Regions from separate parts of the Homo sapiens genome. Here region 1 is linked to region 2. Evidence: read pairs that join two places in POLR2A ChIA-PET (ENCODE). Cell type or tissue: PC-3. All regions are shown on one strand. Each heading gives the region's core, and the rest is flanking DNA. Links, peaks and the distances in the headings are about the cores only.

What was found. ChIA-PET counts read pairs that join two places held together with the same protein. Peaks named below come from ENCODE experiments on the same cell type or tissue, not always from the same donor. Only the 100,000 strongest peaks of a DNase experiment are listed, where the experiment ranks them.
Region 1: POLR2A ChIA-PET joins it to region 2 with 11 read pairs; 6 of 35 experiments call an interaction of 5 or more read pairs at or near these places.

The regions. Positions count from the first base shown.
Region 1 is chr19:7,062,471-7,078,842 of GRCh38, reverse strand. It overlaps ZNF557 (zinc finger protein 557), which reads right to left and starts at 9,140. Exons shown (of 8, transcript NM_024341.3): 1 at 9,070-9,140; 2 at 8,190-8,281; 3 at 3,738-3,847; 4 at 3,100-3,188; 5 at 2,336-2,462. The coding sequence starts at 3,768. RefSeq lists a silencer at 519-719. In PC-3, for the core only: no CTCF peak of the experiment used is centred there; DNase peaks (open chromatin) are centred at 9,172 and 9,502; H3K4me3 peaks cover 1,944 bases; H3K27ac peaks cover 676 bases.
Region 2 is chr19:6,891,320-6,899,319 of GRCh38, reverse strand. It overlaps ADGRE1 (adhesion G protein-coupled receptor E1), which reads right to left. Exons shown (of 21, transcript NM_001974.5): 3 at 2,779-2,922; 4 at 2,016-2,171; 5 at 1,773-1,892. Among named protein-coding and RNA genes, the nearest start is that of ADGRE1, 7.7 kb to the right of the region's middle. In PC-3, for the core only: no CTCF peak of the experiment used is centred there; no DNase peak of the experiment used is centred there; H3K27me3 peaks cover 3,997 bases.

The sequences.
Region 1 (16,372 bases), core at 4,976-12,975, 170 kb before region 2:
GAACAGAGCCTAAGAAACCCAGAAGATACCATCAAACATCTGAATACACATAATGGGAGTTGCTACTGGAGAGGAGACAGAGAAAGGAGCAGAAGGAATATATGGAAAAATTGGCAAGGTGCAATGGGTCACGCTCTAATTACAGCACTTTGGGAAGCCGAGGTGGGAGGATCACCTGAGGTCAGGAGTTCGAGACCAGCCTAGCCAACATGGTGAAACCCTGTCTCTACTAAAAATACAAAAATTAGCTAGCTGTGGTGGTGCGCGTTTGTAATCCTAGCTACTGAGGAGGCTGAGGCAGGGAGAATTGCTTGAACCCAGGAGGCAGAGGTTGCAGTGAGCTGAGATCGTGCCAGTGCACTCCAGCCTGGGCGACAGAGTGAGACTCCGGGAAAAAAAAAAAAAAAGGAATATATGTAAAAATAATGGCCAAACTTTCCCAAATTTGATGAAAATTACAAGTCTACACATCAAAGCAGCTCAAGGATCTCCCAATAGGATACACTTAAAAACTCATACTGAGATACCTTAACATTAAACTGTCAAAAGCCAAAGACAGACTATCCTGAAAAATGGCAAGGGAGAAATAAGTCATCATGTACAAGATTAACAGCTGATTTGTCACCAGAAACCATGGAGGCCGCAAGCCAGTGGGATGATGACATACTCCAAGTACTGAAAGAAAAATATCAACCAAGAATTCTATCTCCTGCAAAACTATCATTCAAGATAGTAAAAAGGCAATCCACTGAATGGGAGGAAATCTTTGAAAATGATATATTTGATAAAGGTCTAGGATGCAGAACATATAAAGAACTCTTACAACTCAATAACGAAAAGGCAAACAATGCCCCCCAAATGGAAAAAGCACTTGAATGAACATTTCTTCAAAAAAGATGTATAAATGGCCAACAAGCACAAGAAAAGATGGCCAATCTCATCATTTTTTTTAGGGAATAGAAATAAAAACCACAATGAGACAGACAACCACAAGAATGGCTATCATAATTTTTTAAAAAAAGGAAAAGAGACAAATGTTGGTAAGGATGCAGAGAAACTAATACGTTGCTGGTCTCATGCACTGCTGGTAGGAATGTAAAATGGTGTAGCAGTTGTAGAAAAGTTTGGACATTCCTCAACACATTAAACACAGAATTACCACAGGACACAGAAGTTCCACTCCTAGGTATATACCCAAGAGAAAACAGGTGCTCAAGCAAAATCTTGTATATGAATGATCATAGCAGCACTACCCACAATAGCCAAAAGATGAGAACAGGCTAAATTTCCATCAGCTGATGAAATGATATATAAAAAGTGGTATATACACATAACGGAATAATATTCAACCATAAAAAGAATGAAGTTCTGCTATGTGCTACAACACAGCTGTACTTTGAAAACATCGGCCAGGCGTGGTGGCTCATCCCTGTAATCCCAGCAATTTGGGAGGCTGAGGTGGGTGGATCACTTGAGGCCAGGAGTTCAAGACCAGCCTGGCCAACATGGTGAAACCCCATCTCTATTAAAAACACAAAAATTTGCTGAGTGTGGTGGCGCATGCCTTTAGTCCCAGCTGTTGAGGAGGCTGAGGCAGGAGAACAGATTGAACCTGGAAGGTGGAGGCTGCAGTAAGCTGAGATCACACCACTGCACTCCAGCCTGGGTAACAGAGTGAAACTCCATCTCAAAAAAAAAAAAAAAAAAAAAGAAAGAAAACATTATGCTAAGCAAAAAGTGAGACACAAAAGACCACATTTTGTATGATTTCATTTATATAAAATGTCAAGAATTGGGCCAGGAATGGTAGCTCACATCTGTAATCCCAGCACTTTGGGAAGCTAAGGCAGGAGGATCACCTGAGCCCAAGAGTTTGAGACCAGCCAGGGCAACATAGCAAGACCCTGTCTCTACAAAAAATAAACAAATTAGCTGGGCGTGGTGGTCCGCACCTGTGGTCCCAGCTACTCAGGATCACGCCACTGCACTATAGCCTGGGTGACGGAGGGAGACACTGTCTAAAAACAACCCCCTCAAAAAGAAGAGACACATCTATAGAGACGGAAAGATTAGTGCCTGCCAAGATGTTCAGGAGGGAGAACTGGGGAGAGACCATTTCATGACTATGGGGCTTATTTTTGGTGTGACAACTATGTTCTGGAATTAGTGGTGATGGCTGTACTACACTGTGAACCTACGAAAAGCCACCAAATTGGACACTTTAAAATAGTTTAAATGGTGACTTTTGTGTCCTGTGTTACCTCAATTTAAAAAAAGAAAAAAAAGACTGACTTCCTGAGTCATTAAATAAATGCAGGAATGACATTAGGCTTACCCAGTGAGGCCAGGTTCCTGCAGTTCTCCAGCATCACGTCCCTGTACAGTGTCCTTTGGGCAGGGTCCAGCAATGCCCACTCCTCCTGGGTGAACTCCACGGCCACATCCTCAAAGGTCACCAAGCCCTAAAGCATTGCAAACATCACGGCTTAGCCAAGGACCACCCCCACCAATGTGCACAGGAAGAGGGGCCAGGAGAACAGAGCCAGGGCTGGGGAAACCTGAGCACGAGATGTGGGGGGATTCTGAGCTCCTCTCCTGAGGTTCTGAGCTCTTCTCCCTGGCTTCTGAGCTCAGCCCTCAATGCTTGTCTCCTTAGGCTACTCCCAGGTCCAGCGCACAGTACCGCAGAGCAGCTGTCTTTTCTCACTCAAACTGGGAGCTCCTATGATCTTATTTCCCTCAGTCTCCAGGGGATCATGGGCCCGTGACATGGCAGAAATCAGAGAAATACTTGGTAAGTGAATGAATGATTTCCGTATGGCCTTTATTAATTGCTTGGGTTTAGAACATCATCACGTCTTTACTTGGCTTTCCCTTAAAACTCTCAGGAGCACATGATGTACTCAGGGACTCTGGAGGGAGCTCTGAACCTGCAGTAAACGTTGACACACACTGACATTTTCTGGGCAGCCCTCACTCAGAGACCCTGGGATGCCTGAGGAACAAGTTTGGCCGTGGGGCTCCAGGCCACTGAAAGGCATCAAGTCCAACCTTCTGGCTGAAGGAATCATGATTTGGAAAAAGGAACATCCGACTCACCTTTAGCCAGCTTTTCAGGAGCTCATTAACCAGCTCTCCGCCCTCTGTGTGTCCTTCTCGCTGAGAGGCTGGGAACAGGGAAGACAGAGCTGGAGGAGGAGAAATGAGTACCAGGAATCCACACCTGCCCTGTGTCCACTCACACATCTGGAGGCTTCCCCACCTGCCTGCGATCGACCAGGTCCCCATGCATACACAGTCACCCACAAAGCATCCACCTCTACTCCAAGCAAACACCAACCCACAGCAATCCAAGGAAACCAGAGCATGGCCCTGCCGCATCCACGCCAGGAAACAGGGCTTAAGGTCTGACTGCACTTGGGGAAGGGATTATTCCCACTTCACAGATGAGGAAACTGAAGTTCCGAGGGCGTCACTGTGTTTTTATCAGGTTCACAGAAAGAACTGAAGGGAGAATTCAAAAGCTCCAGCACATTCACCACACAGGTGACATCCACAGACACCCAAATGCCTAAGTCCCAAGTCCCAAGAGCCGCCCGATCAGACACGGAGGACCTCTGGGCCCCTGGGGCTCCACTCCTGCCTCACCTGCTCTGCCCAACCCCCTCCCATCCCATGCTGTGGGTCAGGACCTTTCAAGCCTGGACTCTGAGAACTGCCAGGACCCCATGACTCACCGGCAGTTGGGGGCAGGACGACAGCCGCCATCCTGTGACTCCGACAGCAACAGGGCAGCCGGGAAGCAGGACGCTCCTCCTTTATCCCGCAGCGCTCTCAGGACAGCACCCTGGAAGAAATGGGGGGAACACTCTGCCTCGGTCACCCCCTCCAGCCCGTGCCCTGCGTCGGTCACCCCGTCTCCTGCCCGTGCCCTGCCTCGGTCACCCCGTCTCCTGCCCGTGCCCTGCCTCGGTCACCCCCCCTCCTGCCCGTGCCCTGCCTCGGTCACCCCCTCTCCAGCCCGTGCCCTGCCTCGGTCACACCCCCCCTCCAGTCCGTGCCCTGCCTCGGTCACCCCCCTCCAGCCCGTGCCCTGCCTCGGTCACCCCCTCTCCAGCCTGTGATCTGCCTTGACCACCCCCTCCTCCTGGTTTCCACCTCACCCAGCTCAGATGTCACTACCCCTCATTTCAGTTGATTTCCTCCTCCCCACTCCCCACTCTCATGCCAGCCCAGCAGAGCTCCAGCCATTTTCTATCAGAGACCCTAGGTTCCTGCAACTTCTAAGAATCGATCTGTAAGATACACAAATGTAAAAGTTGTGTAAGATTATTCACTGTGGCATTACAGTGCACCCATTAAAAAAAAAAGAGAGAAGATCTCTAGATATCAATAGAGGTTATTATCGTCAGTAAATTTAAGGGGAAAAAAAAGTACCAAATAGCATATATGGAATGTTTCCTTTTTTATGAGAAAAGAAGGGCTGTGTGTGTGTGTGTGTGTGTGTGTGTATATACACACAAAGATGAAAGCGGCTGGCCAGGCGCGGTGGCTCCTGTCTATAATCCCAGCACTTTGGGAGGCCGAGGCGGGCGGATCACGAGGTCAGGAGATCGAGACGATCCTGGCTAACATGGTGAAACCCCATCTCTACTAAAAAAATAAAAATAAAAAATTAGCTGGGCGTGATGGCACACACCTGGAATCCCAGCTATTTGGGAGGCTGAGGCAGGAGAATGGCGTGAACCTGGGAGGCAGAGCTTGTAGTGAGCCGGGATTGCACCATTGCACTCCAGCCTGGGCAACAGAGCAACACTCCATTTGGAAAAAAAAAAAAAAAGTGGTCAAGGGTGTGTGTGGGAGGGGTTGGTGGGGGCGGGGGCAGGCGCTGTCTGCAGTTAGAGACTTGTAAGAGTTTGGGCCAGGTAGACAAAACAGAGCTGTAGAGGGTGGACGGTGCTGGCTATTCATGGAAGGCAGGGCCACTCAGTCTCTCTAGGAATTTGTATTGAGATGTAGCATTCAGGCCCTGGCTTCCTTCTAGATCTCTTGCCCAGGGAATTTATCCTGGGTGACCCCCATACCCCCAATCTCCGGGGAGAGAAGGATTGGGAGAGGACTGAATGGAGAGCCATTCCCCACAGGCCAGTTGTTCGCTGGTACTTGGAGCCAAGCAGAGATGGGAGGCTCTTTCCCATTCCTGCCTGCAGCCTCACAGCCCCCACCCTCCAGTTAATATAGCTGCCAAGTGTCTCTGACATCTGGTCTCTGTGGTGTTAACAGAACCCCCAAAATTCACATATACATGTGAAAAGTTTATATATTTGTACTTATATGTAAAAGCCTGAAAGTTTTAGTATTATGACATGCAAGAAAATCTGTATTATAGCCAGGCACAGTGGCTCACGCCTGCAATCCCAGCACTTTGGGAGGCCGAGGTGGGCGGATCACCTGAGGTCAGCAGTTCAAGAACAGCCTGGCCAAGTTGGTGAAACCTTGTCTCTACTAAAAATATATTTAAAAAATTAGCTGGGCATGGTGGTGGGTGCCTGTAATCCCAGCTACTTGGGAGGATGAGGCAGGAGAATCGCTTGAACCCAGGAGGCAGAGGTTGCAGTGAGACCAGATCATGCCACTGCACTCTAGCCTGGGTGAGAGTAAGACTCCATCTCAAAAAAAAAAAAACAAAAAAAACCAAAAAAACAAATATCTGTATTATTTCTCTACAGTTCCATGTATTTATACTTGTTTGTGAGTGGGCTCTTCCAGCAGCTGTGTTGCACAAACGGTAGAGAAGAGAACTCTGCACAGGTGAGCCCCTGGTGGGTCGCCCCCTCTTCCCTCCCAAGTCCAAACCAGGCATAGCATTTCCTCACCCAGTTATTCCTCTCAAATCCCTTCTGCAGCCCTAGGGTCCCGACGTTGACCCCTCATTCACGTTTTATTGATACCTGCCCCCAGCTGGGTGCTGGAGATGGAGGGGAGGAAGATCCCTGTCATCTAAGAACTGGCTTTCTGGGAGCAGGACACACACACAGACCTGCTGCTGCATTTCAGAGTGATATGTGATATGGCAGAGGGGCACATGGCATCCAACCCAGGATCTGGGAAGAAGGGGACTGGGAAGCCTTGGAAGGAAAAACACTAAGAACATTTGAATTGAGTCTTGAGAGTCGAGGTAGGGTCTTGCTCAGTGGAAAGTGCACGTGCAGAGGCAGGAAAGCAAGCTGCTTAGGAAGCCAAGTTCACAGTTTGGAGCATGTGGACAAATAAGGGGCCAGAGTGCACGGGAAAGGTTGTATTTTGAAAGGTATTATAAAGAGTGGTGAGGAGTTTGAACATGAGAGGCAGTGGAGAGCCAGCAAAGGCTTTTCAGGCAGGCGAGTGACTAAAGCAAATTTATCTTTATGTATTTATTTTGAGACAGTCTTGCTCTGTCACCCAGGCTGGAGTACAATGGTGAGATCTCGGCTCACTGCAACCTCCGCCTCCTGGGTTCAAGCAATTCTGTCTGCCTCAGCCTCCCGAGTAGCTGGGATCATAGGTGCCCACCACCATGCCCAGCTAATTTTTGTATTTTTAGTAGAGACAGTGTTTTGCCATGTTGGCCAGGCTGGTCTCGAACTCCTGACCTCAGGCGATCTGCCCACCTCAGCCTCCCAAAGTGGTGGGATTACAGGTGTGAGCCACTGTGCCTGGCTGTATTTTTTTTTTTTTTTTTTTTTTTGAGACGGAGTCTCGCTCTGTCACCCAGGCTGGAGTGCACTGGCATGATCTCGGCTCACTGCAAGCTCCACCTCCCGGGTTTATGCCATTCCCTTGCCTCAGCCTCCCGAGTAGCTGGGACTACAGGCGCCTGCCACCACGCCCGGGTAATCTTTTTTTTTTTTTTTGTATTTTTAGTACAGACGGGGTTTCACCACGTTAGCCAGGATGGTCTCGATCTCCTGACCTCGTGATCTGCCTGCCTTGGCCTCCCGAAGTGCTGGGATTACAGGCGTGAGCCACCATGCCCAGCTTTTTTTTTTTTTTTTTTTTTTTTTGAGATGCAGTCTTGCTCTGTTGCCCAGGCTGAAGTGCAGCGGTGCCATCTTGGCTCACTGCAGTCTCCGCCTCCCAGGCTCAAGAGAGTCACCACACCCAGCTAATTTATATATTTTTAGTACAGACGGGGTTTCACCCTGTTGGCCAGGCTGGTCTTGAACTCCTGACCTCAGGTGATCCACCTACCTCGGCCTCCCAAAGTTCTGGGATTACAGACAGGCTTGAGCCACTGCTCCTGGCCACAAATTATCTTTTACAATAGCCGTTCTGGCTTCATTGCAATGGACAGATGGGAAGAGACTAGAACAATGCCGCCCAGCAGGGCTTTCTGGGATGATGGAAATGATCTTAATCTTTGCTGTTCAATAGGGGCATTAACCACATGTCGCTGTCAAGCACTTGAAATGTGGTTAGTGCGACTGAGAAGCTGAATTTAAAATTTTATGGAATCTTAATTGGTCTACATTTAAATTAAAACAACCGCATGGACCAGCAGCTACCTTATTATACAGCATAAGTCTACAGGCTGGCAGGCCTGTTAGGAAAAGAAAAAAATAAAAGAAAAATTGAGATGTCTTGGAAGGTTGAAAAAAAAACTTTTAAATAGTGTTTACATGTTTTGTGTACTGATTTGCATATAGCTGTATTTACTGACTTATTTTGACACACATTATCACACACCCCTTAGTATCCTTCTCTTGAATATAAGGCATCAAACAAATAATTTTTAAGATACCCTCACTCGTGGCTCACACCTGTAATCCCAGCACTTTAGGAGGCCGAGGTGGGTGGATCACCTGAAGTCAGGAGTTCGAGACCAGCCTGGCCAACATGGCAACACCCCATCTTTACTAAAAATACAAAAATTAGCTGGGCGTGGTGGTGCACCCTTGTCATTCCAGCTACTTGGGAGGCTGAGGCAGGAGAACTGCTTGAACCTGGGAGGCAGATGTTGCAATGAGCTGAGATCGCACCACTGCACTCCAGGCTGGGCAACGGAGTGAGACTCTGTCTCAAAAAAAAAAAAAAAAATACCCTCACTGTTAGTGAGTCCTTGTGTTTACAACCTGAACACAGGAAAAATCCATTCACAGGTTTTCTACACAGTGGAGTCTTGCAACTTGCAGGTTCTACACGGTACCTACCTGATCATACAGAAGTCCACGGATCAGTGAGGATAGGTGAAACTTGAGGCTGGTTTCAACACAAATCTGAGCTTGAATTATACTTTTTTCGTCTAAATAAAAAGGGCACAAAAATCGCTTATGAGGCCTTTTGTAGGGAGTAATATGTACGTATAGTAAAATGTATTTACTGAGACTAATACAGTTGTTGCATAGAAAGACCACCCCATTCACTTAAAAAAAATTGATTTAAAGAATAAGAACCCAGGCTACTGGCTGTGCCTGAATTCACCAGATTCCTATCCAGCCATCTGGTCCCTAAAATGGGACAAGAAGCTTAAAGCTGTTTTCATCTGACTTGCTTAACTCATTTGGCTGGAGATTGTATGGTGACTCCAGATGCTTTAAATTCGTCACTTTAGGCCTTATAAGTGGACTCGGCTGAATTCTAAATAATTTCTACAGTGTATTCAGGACTGCAGAGATTTTAATGCCCTCCAGCAGGGTTTCCCAACCTGGGCACTAATGACATTTGGGGCTGGATGAGTCTTTGCTGGCGGCGGCTGCTTTACGCGCTGCAGGATGCTGAGCTGCTAGCATCCCTGGCCTCCACCCTCTAGATTACAGTAGTAGCACAGTCCCTCCTACCCTCCATTTTGTGACATCCCAAACCGTCTCCAACTATAGCCAAAAGTCCCCTGGGGCGCAGAATCGCCCCGGGTGAGGGCGACAGGGTGAGGACGACAGAGTGAGGATGACAGGGGCGCGGGGCCCGGACACCGGAGGAAACAGCAGCTTCGGGCTTAACTGAGCGCACAGCCCGAGGCCTCAGGGGCGGAAACCCGGCTCCCGGGAGGGACGCAGGCCCGCGGCTGGGGCCCCTCTCTGGACTCGGACTCACGGAATGAAGCACCTCTCGCGGAGACCGAAAGATTCTCCCAGACGCTGCAAGCGCGGCTCTTCTCACAAGACACAAGCGCGCTTCCGCTTCCGGTCTCCGGCTAGCCACACTGCACCTCCGCTTCCGGCTCCAGCTGGTCCCAGCCCAAAATGCGGCGTGTCAGGACCCCCGGGTTCAGGCTGCAGGTGCAGCAGCCGCGCACCCCAGCCTCCGGCTGAGGTGTTCTAGTTTGCTTAGTTATTAATAGAACCAGGTTGGGCCCTGGCTAGGGACAGCCGCGGAGGCAGGGTCGTCCTGGCGCGGGTCTGTGGCAGGGTTGGGGGCGGAACTAGCTCTTGAGCGGGGCTGTGGGCGGTACCAGGCCTGGAGGCGGGCCTGAGTGTTGACGGGGACCAGTTCCGGGGGCGGGGACCAACTCTGGAGCGGGGCTGTGGGCGGTACCAGGCCTGGAGGCAGGGCTGAGTGTGGGTGGAGATCAGCTCCGGGGGTGGGGAGAAGTTCTGGGGCGGGACCGTGGGCGGTACCAGGCATGGGGGCGGGGCTGTCAGGACAGAGACTAAGTTCCGGGGCGAGGTTGTGGGCGGGCATTAGGTTTGATGGGCGGATCTTGCTGTGGGTTAATACCAGGTTTGGTGGGCGAGTATGTGGACAAGATAAGGCAGTGGTGGGGCATGGAATGGGGTTGAGCTAGTAGGCTGAGAGGACAAGACTTGGTGGAGGTCAGTTTTTGGGTGTAGGGCTTTTTGTGGATTTTAAAACTGTTCAGGTAGCAGGATGCAAAATGAACTCTTTAAAGTTTTCTTCAGTCATTTCTCCACATTCACCGCCTGTTAAAATGATATAGCCACACATTTAGGGCGTGTGTGTGTGTGTGTGTGTGTGTGGCTTTTCGTTTGTTTGTTTTGAGACAGGGTCTCACTCTGTGGCCCAGGCTGGAGTGCAGTGGTGCAATCATAGCTCACTGCAGCCTCGACCTCCTGAGCTCAAGCCATCCTTCCACCCGGGCCTCCCACACTACCAAGCCTGACTATTTTTGTATTTGTTTGTAGAGAGGAGGTCTGTGTTGCCCAGGATGGTCTAGAACTCATGGCCTCAAGTCATACCCCACTTCGGCCTCCCAAAGTGCTGAGATTACAGGTGTGAGCCACACCACACCCAGCCTTTTTGTGTGATTTTGAGCTTCCTAATTTCTTTCAAAAATGGGATCATGTATGCATATTTCTCCCATCCAGAGGGGGACGAGGGGAGGGAGGACTAGGGAGGGATGTCTCCAAGTGAAAGCCAAAGCTGATTAATTGTCTAGTGCACATCTGGATCTACTGAAAAGAGAACTACATTTCTGGTGGAGAAAATAGGTGTTGGATTCATAGGAAGAAATAAAAAAGGAAATTTTAAAATTTAAGAGATCAAAAGAAAAAATGAGAAAAAATTATTAATGACATACTACTTGTTACATGTCTGGCTAAGGTTTAGATGCTACAAATGGTAAATATTGATGTCATAAAATGATAAACATTGAATTTTGATTTATCCAGATTCCTTAAATGATTATGTTTGGTGAGGAAAATTAGTTTTACAGTACGTAAGAGTTATGTGCTAATTGTTTCGGAGAAGAAAGTAATTCAATATAGTTTAAAGCTGATAAATGAAAAAGCAGTATAAATACCTAACTTACAAATATGTAATTACTATCAGAAAAAAAAAAAAGTTGCTTCTAGGAGCCAGGCTACAGGGTGAGGAAGGGAGCTTTTCGTTGTGAAAATTAAGATGTTATTTGAGATCTATGTGTGAACACATACAGCCTGAATTTGTATGCAAAAGGAATCGCTAAACTCTAGGGAAAAAATGTGAATATGATTCACTTTACAACAATGGAATGTATTTGAAGACTCTGGAATTCAAGAATTAAAAGGAAAAAAAACCAAAAACCCTATGGCCATCCTAGTGGACAAATGAATGGGACATTACTTTCCAACCTGCCTGGTAATAAACAGTTTTACATACATTATCCCTAAATATTTTCACAGAGACCTATAAGGAAGGTGTTACTATCTATCACTATTTATAGATGAGGAAACATATGGTGATCTGTGTGCTAAATTTTTCATATTTCATTGTGGGCAACAAGCCATCCAGGTGCCGAGGCAAGAGACCGAGGGCATGAGCTGTTCCAGTATAATAAAATATATAAAATAAGAATAGTTATACTAGATACAGATCATAGATATGATTATATGTGAATAGCATTAATCATTAGTTTGTAGCAATTACTCTTTATTCCAATATTATAATAATCCTAACTCTACAATCATAACCTAGGAAAAACCAGGCCATACAGAGATAGGAGCTGAGGGGACATAGTAAGAAGTGACCAGAAGACGAGTGCGAGCCTTCTGTTATACCCGGACAGGGCCACTAGAGGCCTCCTTGGTCTAGCGGTAACGCCAGCGGCTGGGAAGACGCCTGTTGCCAAGCGGACCTTGGTCTAGCGGTAGTGTCAGTATCAAGGAAGAACACCCGCTACTTAGCAGACGGGGCAAGGGAGTCTCCCTTTCCCCAGGGGAGTTTAGAGAAGACTCTACTCCTCCACCTCTTGTGGAGGGCCTGACATCAATCAGGCTCGCCTGCAGTTATCTGGAGGCCTAACGGTCTCCCTGTGATGCTGTGCTTCAGTGGTCACACTCCTGGTCCTCTTTCATGTTCCATCCTGTACACCTGGCTCTGCCTTCTAGATAGCAGTGGCAAAATTAGTGAAAGTACTAAAAGTCTCCGATATGCAGAAATAATGGCGTAAACTGTCTCTCTCTCTCCCTCTCTCTCTCTGCCTCGGCTGCCAGGCAGGGAAGGGCCCCCTGTCCAGTGGACACGTGACCCACGTGACCTTACCTATCATTGGAGATGGCTCACACTCCTTACCCTGCTCCTTTTTCTTATATCCAATAAATATCAGCACAGCCTGGCATTCAGGGCCTCTACCAGTCTCTGCATCTTGGTGGTAGTGGTCCCCCAGTCCCAGCTGTCTTTTCTTTTATCTCTTTGTCTTTATTTCTACAATCTCTTGTCTCCACACACAGGGAGAAAAACCCACTGACCCTGTGGGGTTGGCCCCTACATTTCATAGTTCTTAATGTTGTTTTATTTAAAAGTTTTTAATTAGATTTTTAAAATTAATAAAATAATATATGCTCATTCTCACAAATATGGAGTATGTAAAACACAATTCAAAACTCCCTTTCCCGGGTGTGGTGGCTCATGCCTGTAATCACAGCACTTTGGGAGGCAGAGGTGGGTGGATCACTTGAGGTCAGGAGCTCGAAACCAGCCTGGCCAACATGATGAAACCCTGTCTCTACTAAAATTACAAAACAAATTAGCCGGGTGTGGTGCCTGTAATCTCAGCTACTCGGGAGGCTCAGGCAGGAGAATTGCTTGAACCTGGGAGGCAGAGGTTGCAGTGAGCCGAGATCACGCCATTGCACTCCAGACTGGGCAACAAGAGTGAAACTCCATCTCAAAAAAAAAAATTAAAGTAAAAAATAAGATAAAACTCCCTTTCCCTTCTCTAATTTGACTTTGAGGTGACCATTACTATAGTCCTTGCTCTACAAAAAATTAAACTTAAGACATGTAATAATATAATTTACTACATAAATACTAGAAAAAGCATTTTATCACAATATATATTCCTATATTGAGAGTTTTAAAATAGTTTTTAAAAATACTATAATACTATATACTAATTATTCTGGAGATTACTTTAAAAAATTAACAGACCATGGACTTTTTTCCAGGTAGATATGAGTGTTTAGCCAAGTCTTAAATAAGTGGTATGATATTCCAATTAATTGCTGTACCAAAATTTATTTAATCACTCATCTACTAACACATAGTCATATTATGTAGTCTTTTTTTTTTTTTAATTTTTTAAAAAGAGGCAGGGTTTTACCATGTTGCTCAGGTTGGTCTTGAACTTCTGACCTCAGGTGATCCACCTGCGTCGGCCTCCCAAAGTGCTGGGATTACAGGCGTGAGCCAGTGGACCCAGCCGAATAAATCAGATTTAATATCTAGACAGAGATGGATGCATACCTATAAAAATTTATAACCTATAAAAATTAATGTTAGAAAGTTTAATTTACCATCTAATTTCTAATTTTACTAACAGTAATAATATATATATTTTTGAGACAGGATCTCTCACTCTGCTGCTCAGGCTGGAGTGCAGTGGCTCCATCATGGCTCACTGTAGCCTCGAATTTCTGGGCTCAAGTGATCCTTCTGCCTCAGCCTCCTGAAGAGCTAGGACTACAGGTGCACACCACCACATCTGGCTAATTTAAAACATTTTTGTAGACATAGGGTCTTGCTATGTTATCCAGCTGGTCTTGAACTCCTAGCCTCAAGTGATCTGCTCACCTCGACCTCCTGAGTAGGTGAGATTACAGGTGTATGCCACCATGCCCAGCTAATTTTTCATTTTTTTCTTTTTCTTTTCTTTTTTATGGAGACAGGCTCTTGCTATTTTGCCTAGGCTGGTTTTGAACTCCTGGCCTCAAGCAATCTTCCTGCCTTGGCCTCCCAAAGTGCTGGGATTACAGGCATGAGCCACCACTGCTCCTGACCTGGTCCTTGTACTTTGAAAAGGGCATGACATGAATGAATATATTTAGTACCTCGATTGTGGTGGTGGCACCATAAGTGTGTGCATATGTCCAAACCCATCAAAATGTATACATTTATTATTTATTTTTATTTTTGAGACCAAGTCTCCTCTGTCACCCAGGCTGGAGTGCAGTGGCAGAATTTGATGGGCAAGCTCCACAATTCTTCCACCTTGCGATCCAGCAAGTAGGAAAAAAAAAAAAAAGGTCAATCCAGAATTTACTAAAGTAAAAGTCTTCTGTGTATTGGAAAGGGTTCACTGTCTTGAGGAAGTGTTGGAAACCAGAGATTTCTCTCTTTTGGTGTGAAAGGCAGAAGTAAATTCTTTAGTAAATTTTCTCTTTGTATCTCTAGCATCTGACAGTCATTGGTCTCTGGTTTTTTTGTTTTGTTTTGGTTTTTTGTTTGTTTGTAATGGCGCCGTCTCAGCTCACCACAACCTCCGCCTTCCGGGTTCAAGCGATTCTCCTGCCTCAGCCTCCCAAGTAGCTGGGATTACAGGCCTGCACCACCACGCCCGCTAATTTTGTATTTTTAGTAGAGACGGGATTTCTCTATGTTGGTCAGGCTGGTCTCAAACTCCCGACTTCAGGTGATCTGCCCGCCTTGGCCTCCCAAATTGCTGGGATTATAGGTGTGAGCCTGGTCTCTGGATGCCCCTGAGAAAGTCATATTCTAGGATGGGGTACTTCTCTGTGTTGCGGAATTCCTGGCGTCCTGTAATCCTGATGTTTCCAGTAAGGCACACAGCTATGAACTGTCAGCAGTCAGTATTCTCAGCAGCTGGGGGATGGAGGCATTGGCCATGGACAGGACTCTGGGTCGAGACTCACAGCATCCACTGCACGTTCTGTTTTATTCCCATCCTTGCTATTGTTAATAATGTTGACTGGGCACACACATGTAATCTCAGCAGTTTGGGAGGCCAGGGCGGGAGGATCACTTGGGGCCAACAGTTTGAGGCCAGGCTGGGCAACATAGTGAGACCCCATCTCTACCAAAAAAACCCAAAATACAAAAATTAGCCAGGTGTGGTGGCATGCGCCTGTAGTCACAGTTCCTTGGGAGGCTGAGGCAGGAAGATCACCTGAGCTCAGGAGGTTAAGACTACAGTGAGCCATGATCATACCACATGCCACTGCACTCCAGCCTGGGCAACATTGTGAGACCCCTTCTCAACAACAACAAAATTAGCTAGGTGTGGTGGCATGCATCTGTAGTCCCAGTTCCTTATGAGGCTGAGGCGGGAGGATCACCTGAGCCAGGAGGTCGAGACATCAGTGAGCCGTGATTGTACCACTGCACTCCAACCTGGTTGACAGAGTGAGACCTTCTTTCCAAAATAATAATAATAATCATCAGCATCATCACCATCATGATCATTTCATGATACAGGGAATTCCCTAAGGTCTGTTTATAACTCTGTTATAACTCTCATGGATATGTAAGCTCAGTGTCCACCTTTCCATTCGATGAGATGTAAGAGAGTGGCATTAGGGGAGACCCAAATATTTCTCTGTAGAATTCCCAAACTCCTTACCCGTGGGCTTCTGTAGCACCCCAGAAGAGCTCCAATCTTGGTTGAAGATACTGACGTGGTACCTGGCATGACGGCAACAGTTTTGTTCTGTGTCTGGCAGTTGTATTTAGGGATAGTCTGTCTCCCTGCAGAGAGCCACAGAAGGGAGCTCTCCAAGATCCTTAGGACACTGGGAAAGGCATCCCACAGATGGAAACCCAGAGACAGTTTGGGGAGCACATGGAGATTCTTGTTTATCTCTCTCTATAATAATATATATAAACACATAATGTAATTATATAATATAAATTAAATACACATTATATATTATATAAATTACATATATTTAATATATAATTACATTATATAGAATTGTATAATTATACTATATATAAGCTATATATACTTGCATAATATATAATTTACACATATTATACTATATAAATATAATATATAATTTATACATATAAATATATATAATTTACACATATAATATATAATTTACATATATTATAATATATAAATATAATATACAATTTACATATATTATAATATATAGATATATACAATTCACATATATTATAATATATAAATATAATATACAATTTACATATATTATAATATATGAAAAAAATATAATTTACATATAATATATAAATATAATATATAATTTACATATATTATATATAACATGTAATCTACATATATAATATATAATTTATATATTATATATTGTAATTATACATATAATATATAATTATAATATATAATATACAATTACATAAAATAAATTATAATTCCAATAATAGTAAATATATAATATAAAAAATATAATATACATAATGAATATATTTATTATCTATAATATATATAATTATAATTATATATAACATATTCTATTGTATATAATTATATTTATATATAATGTATTATATATAACTATCATTATATGTAATATATTGTATTATATATGAAATGTAAAATATATAATTATATATTATAATATAATTTATATTATATAATTGTATTATACATTATAATATAATTAAATATATTTAATTATATTATAATGTATAATATAATTAAATATATTTAATTATATTATAATGTATAATTTAAATA
Region 2 (8,000 bases), core at 1-8,000:
ATTATAGGATGTTTAGCAGCATCTCTGACCTCTTCCCATCAGATGCCATACACAGCACCTCTCCCCACCATCACCGGTTGAGACAATCAAAAATATCTCCAGATGTTGCCAATGTCCCCTGGGGAAAATATCGGTCTGGAGACAAGTGCACCCCATTATATTCTGATACCATTGTTTGACTTATAGTAGGTCCTCAGCAGGAGTTCAAATCCCAGCTCTTCCACTTAATATTTGCATATAGTTCACAGATCCTATAAAGCAATTACACAACTGAGATCACAAAGCAAGTAGCGAGCAACACTGTGACAGGAACAAAACCCTCAAATATCAATATTAACCTTGAACAGAAATGGCCTAATGCTACACTTAAAAGATATAGATTGTTAAACCAGATAAAAATTTTTGTAAAAAAGACCAAACCATGTGCTGCCTACAAGAGACCTACCTAACATGTAAAGACACCCACAGGCCCAAAGTAAAGGGATAGAAAAATATATAGGCAACTATATATTTTTACCTCTCTGAGCCCCAATTTTCTCATCCCTACATGAGAAAATCCCTTTCTCATATGGTCTTCCAGTGAGATGACCCTTAATTAATTAAGCAGGTAAATAATAAAGAGATAGAGTTTCTAGAGATGAATCCAACTTGACAGCTGCAATTGTAGCTTCCCATGGAGTTGACACAGTCAGAATGCTCAGGGCAGACGCTGCTGGTGAGGGACTCACTGATATTTGCAAAGCAGTGAAAGAGGGTGAGCAGATAAGAAATTGGGTGCCTCAGTTCAGAAATACATGAACTCACCCCACTGATAGATATCCACTCAAGACCCATCCCTGGGAACCTGAGGGCATCACCAGTACAGGAGAAATTGCCCGGCTTTCCTGGGATCCAGTCATTTCCAGTGGGAGAAGAGAAACCATCTAAACAGCTGCACTTGTACCTCCCTGACATGTTTTTGCAGGATGAATTAGGACCACAGGGCTGGGGGCTTTGAGAACATTCATCAATATCTAGACAGAGAATTGGAGTTACAAATTCACTTATACTAGATAGAAGACTGTATTTTGCCAAAAAAAAAAGTTAAAACAATATCTCCCATCCCATATGCGCTTCACTTTGGTACTTCTTCTGTCAAGCAATGGAAGGTACGTCCCCATCTTGAATCTGAGCATACTTGTGACTATGGTGGAAGTGACACTAGGTCATAAAAATATCATGTACTTCCACCTTGTTCTCTTGGGATGCTTATCCTTGGAATCCAGCCACCATATTGTGAGGAAACTCAACCATCCATGAAATTTTACAGTGACCAGGAATTATTTACATGATCAGAGAGAGGAAGGGTGGGGAAGTAGGAAGGAAGGAAGGAAGGAAGGAAGGAAGGAAGGAAGGAAGGAAGGAAATCATGTTTGCTAGCAATACTAGCTAGCAATGCTGTGACAGGAACAAAACCCTCAAATATCAATATTAACCTTGAATAGAAATGGCCTAATGCTCCACTTAAAAGATATAGATTGTTAAACCAGATAAAAAATTTTTTAAAAAGACCCAACCATGTGCTGGCTACAAGAGACCTACCTAGCATGTAAAGACACCCACAGGCTCAAAGTAAAGGGATAGAAAAAGATATAAGCAACTATATATTTTTACCTCTCTGAGCCCCAATTTTCTTATCCCTACATGAGAAAATCCCTTTCTCATATGGTCTTCCAGTGAGATGACCCTTAATTAATTAAGTAGGTAAATAATAAAGAGATGGTCATGGATACCTTCACAGGTGGAGTTTCTAGAGATGAATCCAACTTGACAGCTGCAACTGTAGCTTCCCATGGAGTTGACACAGTCAGAATGCTCAGGGCAGACGCTGCTGGTGAGGCACTCATTGATATCTGAGAAGCAGTGGAAGAGGGTGAGCAGATAAGAAATTGGGTGCCTCAGTTCAGAAATACATGAACTCACCCCACTGATAGATATCCACCCAAGACCCATCCCTGGGAACCTGAGAGCATTACCAGTACAGGAGAAATTGCCCGGCTTTCCTGGGACCCAGTCATTTCCAGTGGGAGAAGAGAAACCATCTAAACAGCTGCACTTGTACCTCCCTGACAGGTTTTTGCAGGATGAGTTAGGACCACAGGGCTGGGGGCTTTGAGAACATTCATCAATATCTAGACAGAGAATTGGAGTTACAAATTTACTTATACTAGATAGAAGACTGTATTTTGCAAAAAAAAAAAAAAAAAAAGTTAAAACAATATCTCCCATCCCATATGCACTTCACTTTGGTACTTCTTCTGTCAAGCAATGGAAGGTATGTCCCCATCTTGAATCTGAGCATACTTGTGACTATGGTGGAAGTGACACTAGGTCATAAAAATATCATGTAGTTCTACCTTGTTCTCTTGGGATGCTTATCCTTGGAATCCAGCCACCATATTGTGAGGAAACTCAACCATCCATGAAATTTTACAGTGACCAGGAATTATTTACATGATCAAAGAGAGGAAGGGTGGGGAAGTAGCAAGGAAGGAAGGAAGGAAGGAAGAAAATCATGTTTGCTAGCAACACTAGCTAGCAATGCTGTGACAGTAACAACACCCCCACATATCAATATTAACCTTGAACAGAAATGACCTAATACTCCACTTAAAATATATAGTTAAACCAGATTTAAAAAAAAATGGGGGGTGGGGGAGTACCTACATTCAATACCCAGCCAGCTTTGACTTGATTTTCCTACCAAATGCTGGATGGTTTGAGGGGACATGAACTCACCTTTGCATCGCACTCCTGGATCCTTGAAGTGATTTTGCCCATTGCTGGACAGGAAGCCTTGTTTGCAAGCGCAATAGTAACTGTCCACTGTATTGGTGCAGGTGGCATAAGCTGGGCACAAGGTACTGTCTCTACAGTTATTACCTAGGCAGTGTATAAAGAAAAGTTTAGACAAGATTAGAGCATTAGAGTGAGGCTGCAAGGGAACCCAGCATACAAGGGTGGAGGTGACTGTTATGGGTTGGATTGTGTTCCTCCCAAAAGATACGTTACAGTCCTAAACCCTGGTACCTGTGAATTTCATCTTATTTGGAAACTGGGTCTTTGTAGATGCAATTAAGATAAAAGTTAAGATGAAGTAGTGCTGGAGTAGGGTGGGCCACAGGTGTCCTTATAAGAAGAGAAGAGACACACAGACATGCACAGGGACAGTGCCATGCAACAGTGCAAACCGGGATCAGAGTGATATGTCTAGAAGCCAAGGAACACCAAGGATTGCCAGCAATAACAAAAGCCTTAAAAAAAGGCATGGAACAGATTCTGCCCTATAGCCTTTGGAGAAAGACTGGCCCTGCCAATACCTTGAATTCACACTTCTGGACTCCAGAACTTGAAGAGAATAAATTTCTGTCATTTTAAGCAGCCCTAGGAAACGGATACAGCAACCAATCATATTTAACCATGTACCTCAAAGATCCTAGACCCTTTCTACTCAGAGTAGGGTCTGTGAGTCAGCCACATAAGCATCTCCTGGGAGTTAGATGGAAATGCAAAATCCATTGAATCAGAATCTGCATTTGAACAAGATCCCAGGTGATGTGTGCGCACAGGGAAGTTTGAGAAGCACTCATCTGGATCCTTGCTACCCAAAGTATCCACAGACCAGTATCACCTGCCTCCCCTTGGATTCCAAGAACATCTTGGAAAATCAGGTACTAATTCAGCAGGTCTGGGGAAGGGGGCCGGGGATTTTGCATTTCTAACAAGTGCCTGGAGGATGCCAATTCTGTTGCTCCATGGATCACACCATGAACATCCAAGCACTAGACAGAAAAGTGTGAGAGTGAAAACTGCAAATTTCGGGACAAGGCAGATCTGAGTTCAAGTTCCAGCAGCAAACCTCAAAGCCAAGAATGGTGGCTGTTCCCCCAAATCCATTCCACCCTCTTCCTTATAATAATAGAACCATCCAGTTTAGGACTGCATTCCCAGCTTCTCTTGCAGCTAGCTGTGGCCACCTGGTGAAAATCTGGCCAAGGAGAATGAATAGAAGTGATGTGTGTACTGTCTGGTCATGCCCTTGAAAAGAAAGAGCATACTCCACACTTTTTCTCCCTTTTCACATGGGCTGGAAGATGGACAGACTGGGGTGATCCATTTCCAACCACGGGGATGAGGCTCACGCCTAAGATTGGAGAGGCAACAAGGCAAAAGGCACCTGGGAGATGGAATGACCTCCTAGGCAAGGTTGTTCCACGACGCTGTTCCATCTTCAAGTTGGAGATTTATGAGACAGATAAAAATAAACATCTGCATTGTTTCATTCATAGTTATTTTGTTTCTATGGAAACAATCAACACTCTATCCTAGCCAATCCAGTCTTGGGACAAGTGATTTCACGTGTCTGTACCTCAGGTTGCCTGTTTAGCCACCACATTTAATAAGCCTCCAAGCCCTGTTGATCCCCCTTCCCAAATATAATTTGACAATTACCCATTTAACCCCACCACCTTGGCTATGCCTGATCCAGATCTTCCTCTGAATTTAACATTTCTATATACCCCATTGTCCTCCACAATCTTCTACTCCACACCATGGTCATCTCTGAATGCACATTTGATCTCCCACCTCCACCCCTTGCCTATAATGCTCTTTGTTCTCCTTAGAAATAAAACTCAAATTACTCAACATGAACTGCAAAGCCCCCAGTGACCAGACCCAACCACATCATTCAGCCTCATCATGTCAGTTTCTCTTTGCACTCCATTTCTAGCCTTCCTACCACAGGGCCTTTGCACATGCTGTTCCCTCTGCCTCTGCTTTGCCTGGCCAGCTTCCACTCATTTTTCAGATCTTGCTTTAGCATCACTTCCTCCAGGAAGCCTTCCCTGACTCCTCCACAGCTCCCTGAGCTCTTCTTTTATGGAATTCATCAAAACCGTGACTGCTTGATTGTTTCAGTGAGTTGCTCCTTCATGGCCACCTTCACCACCACACTGTGAGCTTCAAAAGGACAAGACCACAGGTGGGAGCAGGCTCCCAGGTGCTAGGAAAGAGGCTCACTTGCTGCTGTCATCCTTGTGGCAGGCAGAATAACAGACCCTTCCAAGAGGACCATGTCCTAATCCCTGGAACCTGTGAATATGTTATGGTCCATGGCGAAGGAGGAATTAAGGTTGCAGATGGAATTAAGGTTGCTAATCATGCTGATCTCAAGATGGGCATATTATCTTGGATCATCCAGGGGCAATGAATGTAACCACAAGAGTCTTTATAAGTGAAAGCTGAAACCAAGAAAAGCATTGTCAGAGTGATGTGATGTAAGAAAGAGCTGGCCAGCCACTGCTGGCTTTGAAGTTGGGGGAAGGGGACATGAGCCAAGAAACATGGTTGACCCTAGATACAGGAAAAAGTAAGAAAATAGTTCTTCCGTACAGCATCCAGAAGGAACGCAGCCCTGCCATTGCCTCTATTTTAGCCCAGTGGGACCCATTTCAGACTTCTGACCTCCAGAATGATAGGTAAGTTTTTTTTGTTTTAAGCGACCAAGTTTGTGGCAATTTGTTACAGCAGCCACAGGAAATGGGCACCATTCCCAATACCCATATGTGAAAATAAAACATGACTCAGAGAGGTTGAGTGACTTACCCAAAGACACACAACCACATCTGCTGGAGAGCAGCAGAGCCAGACCTTTCAAAATCCAAAGTACATGCAAGAGATGGAATCAACCTAAGTGTCTATCAGTGGATGAATGGGTGAGGAAGATGTCGTATATGTACTCAATAGAATATCATTCAGCCATAAGAAATAATGAAATCGGGCAGGCGTGATGGCTCACGCCTGTAATCCCAGCACACTGGGAGGCCAAGGCGGGCAGATCACCTGAGATCGGGAGTTCGAGACCAGCCTGACCAACATGAAGAAGCCCCCGTCTCTACTAAAAATAAAAAAAAATTAGCCAGGCATGGTGGTTCATGCCTGTAATCCCAACTACTCAGGAGGCTGAGGCAGGAGAATCACTTGAACTGGGGAGGCGGAGGTTGTGGTGACCCAAGATTGCGCCATTGCACTCCAGCCTGGGCAACAAGAGCAAAACTCCGTCTCAAAAAAATAAAAAATAAAAAAAGAAAGAAAGAATGAAATCCCATCCTTTGCAGAAACATGGATGGAACTGGAGGACTGGAGGACATTATGTTAAGTGAAATAAACCAGACACAGAAAGACAAATATTGCATGTTCTCGTTCCTACGTGGGAGCTAAAAATCATCATCATCATTATCTAATGGAGGTAGAGAGCAGAATGACAATTACCAGAGGCTGGAAAGGATAGTGGGGAAGGGGGATAAAGAGGGATTGACTGGTTGGTACAAAAACCACAGTTAGATGGAAGGAATGAGATCGAGTGCTCAGTAGCACAGTAGGGCAACTACCTATGAGTCAGGACATGTGACATTTGTCTTTCTGTGCCTGGTTTGTTTCACTTAATGACCTCCAGTTTCATCCATGTTGCTGCAAATTGTGGAATGTCATTCTTTTTATGGCCGAATAGCAATCCGTTGTGTATGCAGACCACATTGAGTTCAACCATTCATCTGTTGACGGACACTGAGGTGGATTCCATATCTTGACTATTGTGAATAGTGGAGTTGGGTTTTTTATCAAAGAAAGATGGGAGTCATGGGAGGATTTCGAGCAGAGTAGGGACACAACATAAGGTTTTAACATGAGCCTTCTGGCCACTGGTTGGAAGACGAACTATAGAAGATCAGAAATAAACTGACCAAGGAGGGGGTGACTGCACTTGTCCAGGTGAAAGATGTCAGTAGATACAACCCAGAGGGAATCAATGAAGGGAATGCAATTCAGGATTTTTTTAAAGCAACACTAACAAAATTTGCCGATGGATTGGATGTGAGGAGTGAAAAGAGAGGAACCAACGATAATGCCAACATCAATTAGGAGTATGGAAAAACTAAAAAGTATCATAAAAACAGAAGGAATGGATTATCGTGATTGTGACATTATTCACCCTGTTTTTGTTACACATTTGGTTTTGAGATCTACGTTCTTTGCTCCTATAATGTGCCTTGTTTATTTCCCTTCCCTGCATGAGGCCTCAGATGGTATCTCTCTTCTCATTTCCAGCTTCCTCTTTCATCTGTAGAGGCAACATTTCTCTATGCAGACTTCCGGCATTTTATCACTTGTGGTCTCTTAATGCTGTAAGTTTCCCATCATTCTCTTCCACTAGCCCTCTCCCTCACAACTGAAACCCACCAAGGTCAGAGTAACAACCCGGTCTTGTGGGACTAGGTACCTGTCCACCTCCCCATCTCATCTCCTGCCCTGTGTCATCAGTCACACTCACCTTCGCTCGGTCCTCCAAATTCTTTCCAACCTCAGGACCTTTGCACCCACCGTTCTGGCCACCAGACATGCCCTATCCCACCCTGCCCCTTTGCCTGGGTAACATCAATTCATCCATCCTTTAAGTCCACTGGAACATCACTTCCTTGAGAAAATTTTCCCAACCATCTCAATAAAGCCCTTTTGAAAAAGTCCTACAAAGGGGCCAGGCGCAGTGGCTCATGCCTGTAATCCCAGCACTTCGGAAGGCTGGGGTGAGCAGATCACCTAAGGAGTTCAAGACCAGCCTGGTTTCTAGTGAAACCCCGTCTCTACTAAAAATACAAAAAAATTAGCCAGGCGTGGTGGCGGGCGCCTGTAGTCCCAGCTACTCGGGAGGCTGAGGCAGGAGAATGGCGTGAACCTGGAAGGCGGAGCTTGCAGTGAACCGAGATCGCACCACTGCACTCCAGCCTGGGCAACAGAGCGAGAATCTATCTCAAAAAAAAAAAAAAAATGTGAAAGATGAGCTGTTAACACAATATAGACCAAGTTGCTAAGTTGCCCAAAGAAGAACCAGGAAACAGAGACACTGGGAACAGTTGTATTAGTCTGTTTTCATGCTGCTAATAAAGACATACCCGAGACTAGGT